Linked DNA regions of Homo sapiens: region 1 is linked to region 2. The links are chromatin contacts, found by Hi-C or POLR2A ChIA-PET in ENCODE. All regions are on one chromosome and are shown on one strand. The core of a region is the stretch at or near the end of the contact, and the rest is flanking DNA. Distances in the headings are between cores, read along the strand shown. Region 1 overlaps MAP3K7CL (MAP3K7 C-terminal like). Region 2 has its middle 19 kb from the start of BACH1-IT3.

Region 1 (2,843 bases), core at 51-2,550, 310 kb before region 2:
CTCATCCCCTAAATTACATGTTCTGTAAGTTTTTTTTATGTTGCATTAAAAAAAATATGGTAGGGGCCAGACGCAGTGTCTCACACCTGTAATTTCAGCACTTTGGGAGGCCGAGGCAGGCAGATCACCTGAGGTCAGGAGTTCGAGACCAGCCTGGCCAACATGGCAAAACCCTGTCTCTACTAAAAAATACAAAAATTAGCCTGGTGTAGTGGTGGGCGCATGTAATCCCAGCTACTCGGGAGGCTGAGGCAGGAGAATCGCTTGAACCCAGGAGGTGAAGGTTACAGGGAGCTGAGATCGTGCCATTGCACTCCAGCCTGGGCAACAAGAGCAAAACTCTGTCTCAAAAAAAAAAAAAAAATGATATGGTAGGATAATGACATGAGAGTGACTCCTATCTAATGTTTGAAACATATCCTTACTGTTTACATTGAAAGCAATGATAACTCTGGGTACCACTACAACAATATTAAAATGAAAAAAGGGGCCAGGCGCAGAGGCTCACACCTGTAATCCCAGCACTTTGGGAGGAAAGGCAGGCGGATCACCTGAGGTCAGGAGTTTGAGACTAGCCTGGCCAACATGGCAAAGCCCTGTCTCTACTAAAAATACAAAAAAATTAGTCGGGTGTGGTAGATAGCACGTGCCTGTAATCGCAGCTACTCAAGAGGCTGAGTCATGAGAATTGCTTGAACCCAGTAGGCGGAGGTTGCAGTGAGCCAAGATCACGCCACTGCATTCCAGCCTGGGTGACGGAGTGAGACTGTCTCAAAAAAATAAAAATAAAAAATAAAAAAAGGAAAAGTCAACTTCTAGAAGTAACATGGCTAGCAGGCTAGTGGAGGTATTTTATACAACCTTCCAGACCACATACAAGTGGGCCGGACCCCCTCCTTAATTACTTATATGCCTGTGTGTGTTTCTGCAGAACTCATCTTGTTTCCTTCCCCAAAGTACTTGAAGTGTCTCCCTAAATAATTGGCTAGATGTAGGGCCAAGGCCAAATTCTTTCATTATATATATATTTTCTTTTTCGTAAAGTCTCAAGTTCCTTTTTCTTCATTCTCACTTCTACCATTTGGGCTTGGGACTTATTACTTGAGATCTTGGTTGATGCAATATTGTAACTAGTTTCCCTGCCTAGGGTTTCTTGTTGCTAGAAAATGACAGCCAGTTCTTGGCATAGATTTCAAGACCTCCCTGGGGATGCCTTGGAACCTCTGTAGAACTTCCAATCTCATCCCTCAACTTCAGCTACATTGGCCTCCTCACTTCTCCCGGGGCAGGAGGTGGGTCCTCCAGTCACTGAGCCCCTGTTCACACCAAGCTCTTGGCCTAACAGGCCCCTTTCTTCCTTTTTTTTTTTTTTTTTTTTGAGACAAAGTCTTGCCCTGTCACCCAGGCTGGAGTGCAGTGATGCAATCATAGCTCACTGCAGCCTCAACCCCCTGAGCTCAAGCAACTCTCCCACCTCAGCCTCTTGAATAGCTGGGACGACAGGTGCATGCCAGCATGCCCAGTTAATTAAAAAAATTTTTTTAAAGAGATGGCATCTTGCTATGTTGCCCAGGCTGGTCTCAAACTCCTGACCTACAGCAATCCTTCCACGTCAGCCGCCCAAAGTGCTGGTATTACAGAGTCAATATCAGCAATAAAGGACTGCTAGGAGGAAAATTGCTCGAACTCGGGAGGTGGAGGTTGCAGTGAGCCTAGATCACACCATTGCACTCCAGCCCGGGTGACAGTGCGAGACTCCATTTAAAAAAAAAAAACAAACTGCTAGGATACATTGTTAAATTGGGAAATATGGTAATATCTTATATTTATAAATACATGAGCTTGGTTTTCCAAGGATTGTTAATGATCGTTATTTTCATTAAGACTTTACTGAAGTGGAAATTCATTTTGCAACATGTCTTTTCCCAAACAGTCTTTATTTTCAAGCAAGATATATTGGGCCAAGTGAATTTGACCCAAGTAGTTAGCTCTCCATTTTTTGATGATTCTGTTGAGAATTTCTTTCTCATTATTTCATAAAGTGTAGCTGATTATGTTGCCTCTAGCTTGGCTGGCGTAAGCTAGATGCAAAGAGAGACGCTAACTAAGGTATTTTAAAAGACAGTTTTTCTTTATTGGAGTCGTTCAGACACTGCTTAAGGTTTGAACTCCAAACTGAACTTCTCTCTCATCTCCAGAGGAGGTCTCCCTGGATCAAGTTTGGGAGAATTTGTCTTAAGAGGCGTGATGAGAAGAGTTGCTGAAACTGTTATTTTAAATCATATCTGTTGGATGGAGAAAGAGAGTCAAACATTTTCTAGGATTATAAACTCAGCATTGGCTGAATCCAATTTAAAGAATCGCTTCTGGCTTATGACCAATGATGTACGAGAGGTTTGTTATATTTTTACTGATTTTTTTTTTCTTCTCCGTGTGAAAAAGGTGGGAAGGACTTTCTTGAAAGCTTTGAAAAATTACCAAGAATTCTGATATCTTTAAAGAACTCCTGCTATCATTTTTATCTAATTCTTTCTAGGCCTTTTGCATGTGAATAGACATTTTAATATAATTGCATATACAGTAACGTGGAATGTATAACATGATTTTTTCCGTAAATATTATAAGCATTTTTCTACAACATACCTAGCTTTTTGTGTATGTAATATGAAAGTCATTGAAATGAGATATAGACATTTTATGGCTTTTGAAATCTATCACCAAATTTAGAAAAAATAAAATAAAAAAATGAAATCTATTACCAAATTGTTTGACAGAAATTTTTAAAAGTATATTATTAAGCTACAATCAACTGTAAAGTTTGCTTTGTTCCAGATAAAGCATTT
Region 2 (3,034 bases), core at 296-2,795:
GTCAGCAAAGGCTGGCTTGGAATTCTCTTGGGGTTTTGTCCAAGAAGGCTACCTGCAGAGGCAAAAAGGTCTCAGCAGAGAGGATCTGCCTGTATCAGTGCATTCCTGGGGCTGATGAGGAATGAGGGTACATGATACCTACAGTCAGAATAAAGACATGTTCATCCAGTGTCTTAGTGTGCTTGGGCTACCCCAGCAAAATACCAAAGAACAGGCATATTGCTTGATAGGTAGAACAACAAAAATGTATTTTCTCACAGTTCTGGAGGCTAGGAGTCTGGGATCAGATGCCAGTATGATTAGGTCCTGGAGAGGGCCCTCTTTTTCACCTGAAGACAGTGGCCTTCTCACTGTGTCCGCATACAGCCTTTCTCTGGTGCATGTGTGTGGAGAGAGAGTAAGCAAGCTTTTTAGTGTCTTCATATAAAGGCACTAACTCCGTCATTAGGGCCCCACCCTCATGATCACATCCAGCCCTATATACCTCCCAAAGGTCCCATCTCCAAATACCATCACATTGAGGATTAGGGCTTCAGTATGTGAATTTTGGAAGGATACAATTCAATTCATAGCCCACAGTCTGAGCAAATACAGGGGAGACTTCTGGTGGCAGAGTCTCTCAAGAATCCACAAAAACACCAAGGAGAGAGGCTACTCTTTAAGTTAGAAATTTCCCATCTCTTCCCCTCTCTTGGACCCTCAATCTTAAAGGAGTCAGAAACTGAAGCTAGCAGAATGGAAAAAGAATGCAAAATGCTATAATAAGCCAGGAAGAGAGACTATATCCCCTCCTTTTCCAACGCCAGCTGCCTGCTAGATTCTGGCCCAAGGTGGAGTGGACTCACCTTTTAACACTAGATTGAAATTCAGACCTGTACATGGAACCAATCATTTTAGTTACTAATTTGTGACAATGTTTTACATATCCAGAAAAGTCTTGGGCTGCCTGGATTTTCTTCCTGGAGCAGGGGAAGAACTAGTCTGACTGAGTACATTTTAAGTGAGAGTAGGGGAACAAAAATAAATTTACATTTTATGAGACATATGTGTTCTACTATTAGCTGTATTTTGCCTCCCTATCCAATTTTAAAGGGGGAAAATTTAACTTGTTAAATGATTGTTTGATAGGTAGAGTAATGAAAAATCCCAAGACATGCTCTCTAGATTTGAGAATTTCACAGGTAGTTTTCTCTGGGGGAATCTTAGGAATTAAAACATTTTGGCTGGGCGTGGTGGCTCACGCCTGTAATCCCAGCACTTTGGGAGGCCGAGGCGGGTGGATCACCTGAGGTCAGGAGTTCGAGACCAGCCTGGCCAACATGGTGAAACCGCGTCTTTACTAAAAATACAAAAAATTAGCTGGGCTTGGTGGCGGGTGCCTGTAATCCCAGCTACTTGGGAGCCTGAGGCAGGAGAATCGCTTGAGCCCGGGAGGTGGAGGTTGCAGTGAGCTGAGGTCGCGCGCCATTGCACTCAAGCCTGGGCAACAAGAGCGAAACTCCGTCTCAAAAAAACAAAACAGCATTTTAAGTAGATGTAATACCTGCAGTGGCCACTTGGTGGCAGCCGTCCACGAATGCTGCTTTCGGCTCGCTGCCCTTGGGGACTCTGTGGTTTTGTGTGACAAGCATTTTTTTTTTTTTTTTTGTCCAGCCTCCTAGAAAATTGCCTGCTCCTGTTTTGGTGGAAACTCTGTTTTCCCTGACAGTGTTTGTTTTGTGGTTGAGCCCTCTTTGGCTCCGCGAGGCCAAGTTTTGTGATGCTTTCTGAATATCAGATATTTTAGTTCTATCATGTTAAAGCAGTTTGGAATCTCTGTTGGGTTTGAGGTTTTTTTTTCTTTAGTCTTCTCCTTTAACTCAAACACTGACTGACACATTGAGAATGAAAAGCTGTTGTTACTTTTTCCTGGAAAAGTTTTCTCAAATCTCAGACTTTCTAAAACTCCTGACTCACATCAGAGGGAGAATGCTGTTTTTCTGCCACCCTCAAGCCCTCATTATTCATGTTTGCACATGTCATTAGCAGGGTGAGTTTTCTCTTGATTTGTACCAGATGGTGTGATTTTTTTTTTGGGGGGGGTGGGGGAAGAGAGTAGAAACTTGTTTCTTTAAACTCCACCAAAAATTGTTTTCTAATAGGTTCATTCCTTTAATAACAAAATTTCATTTATGAGGGCACAGTAGCACCCAGAACAAATTTTGATTTTGCAAACCAATGACCTTTTTATGGTTCTTTAGAAATGGAAGTCAGCTGTTGTCCAGAAGGGTTGGTGGCATGGGGACTTAGAAAGCCATGAAGTTTGAGCGCCGCTTTCTAATGTCTGACCTGATGTTTGTGGCTGCACTTGCTGTATGTCCTCAGGCACAACAGCTATTAGCTTTGTTGTGAATTTTAGAGGGAGTCACTTGTTCAGGCAATGGATACTGCATATGTGGCACTCTTTGCAGGTCCAGCTGGGTGACATGCTGAGAACAACCAGGTGTGCTCCCCGAGCTCATAGCACATATGGTCAGGTGGATAAAACAACCTTGATTTCAAACAAAACACCCAAAGGAGTGCATGTGTAATCACACACTGAAGGAAGAGCTCCGAAGGAAAAAAAAAAAAAACATGTTGTAGAATCACAGCAGACAACCACAGACCTGCTCTAGCTGGGTGGTCAGGCCGGGTCTCCCTAAAAAGTTAGACTGAAGGTGAAATCTGAAAGATGGATTGACATTAAGCAGGGAAAGGCAGTGAGATGGGAAGGGGAGTGTTGGTGGAAAAGAATGGGCCCAGGCAGAGGACAGAGGTGGGAATGGTGTGTCTAAGGAATGCAGGTTGGAGCACAGACAGCTAGAGGAAGAGAGCGTGAAATGAGGCCGGGGAGAACAGGCTGACCCAGAGGGCTACGGCAGAGCTGGTGTATTAGTCAGGGTTCTCCAGAAGGACAGAACTAATGGGATAGAGGTATATACTAAAGGGTGTTTATTATGGAGAATTAGCTCTCAAGGTCACAAGGTGAAGTCCCATCATAGGCTGCCTGCAAGCT

What was found. Hi-C counts contacts between places; a loop is a spot of excess contacts on that map. ChIA-PET counts read pairs that join two places held with the same protein, here RNA polymerase II (POLR2A). Pooled maps may share reads with other maps.
Region 1: a loop to region 2 is called in a map of MCF 10A, with 6 times the contacts of the local background. The contact joins two enhancer-like sites. A Hi-C loop is called at or near these places in 3 of 168 maps with a recorded cell type or tissue (HCT116, IMR-90 and MCF 10A) and 7 of 50 pooled maps. POLR2A ChIA-PET finds 5 or more read pairs at or near these places in 2 of 52 experiments (OCI-LY7 and naive thymus-derived CD8-positive, alpha-beta T cell).

The regions. Positions count from the first base shown.
Region 1 is chr21:29,162,336-29,165,178 of GRCh38, forward strand. The region is part of intron 4 of MAP3K7CL (MAP3K7 C-terminal like); the gene reads left to right. Among named protein-coding and RNA genes, the nearest start is that of LINC00189, 30 kb to the right of the region's middle. RefSeq lists a silencer at 2,033-2,327. Within about 2 kb of position 1,301, at least 11 of the 41 ENCODE cell types and tissues checked have a DNase peak (open chromatin) inside an H3K27ac peak, as active enhancers do.
Region 2 is chr21:29,475,071-29,478,104 of GRCh38, forward strand. No RefSeq gene overlaps it. Among named protein-coding and RNA genes, the nearest start is that of BACH1-IT3, 19 kb to the right of the region's middle. Within about 2 kb of position 1,546, at least 4 of the 41 ENCODE cell types and tissues checked have a DNase peak (open chromatin) inside an H3K27ac peak, as active enhancers do.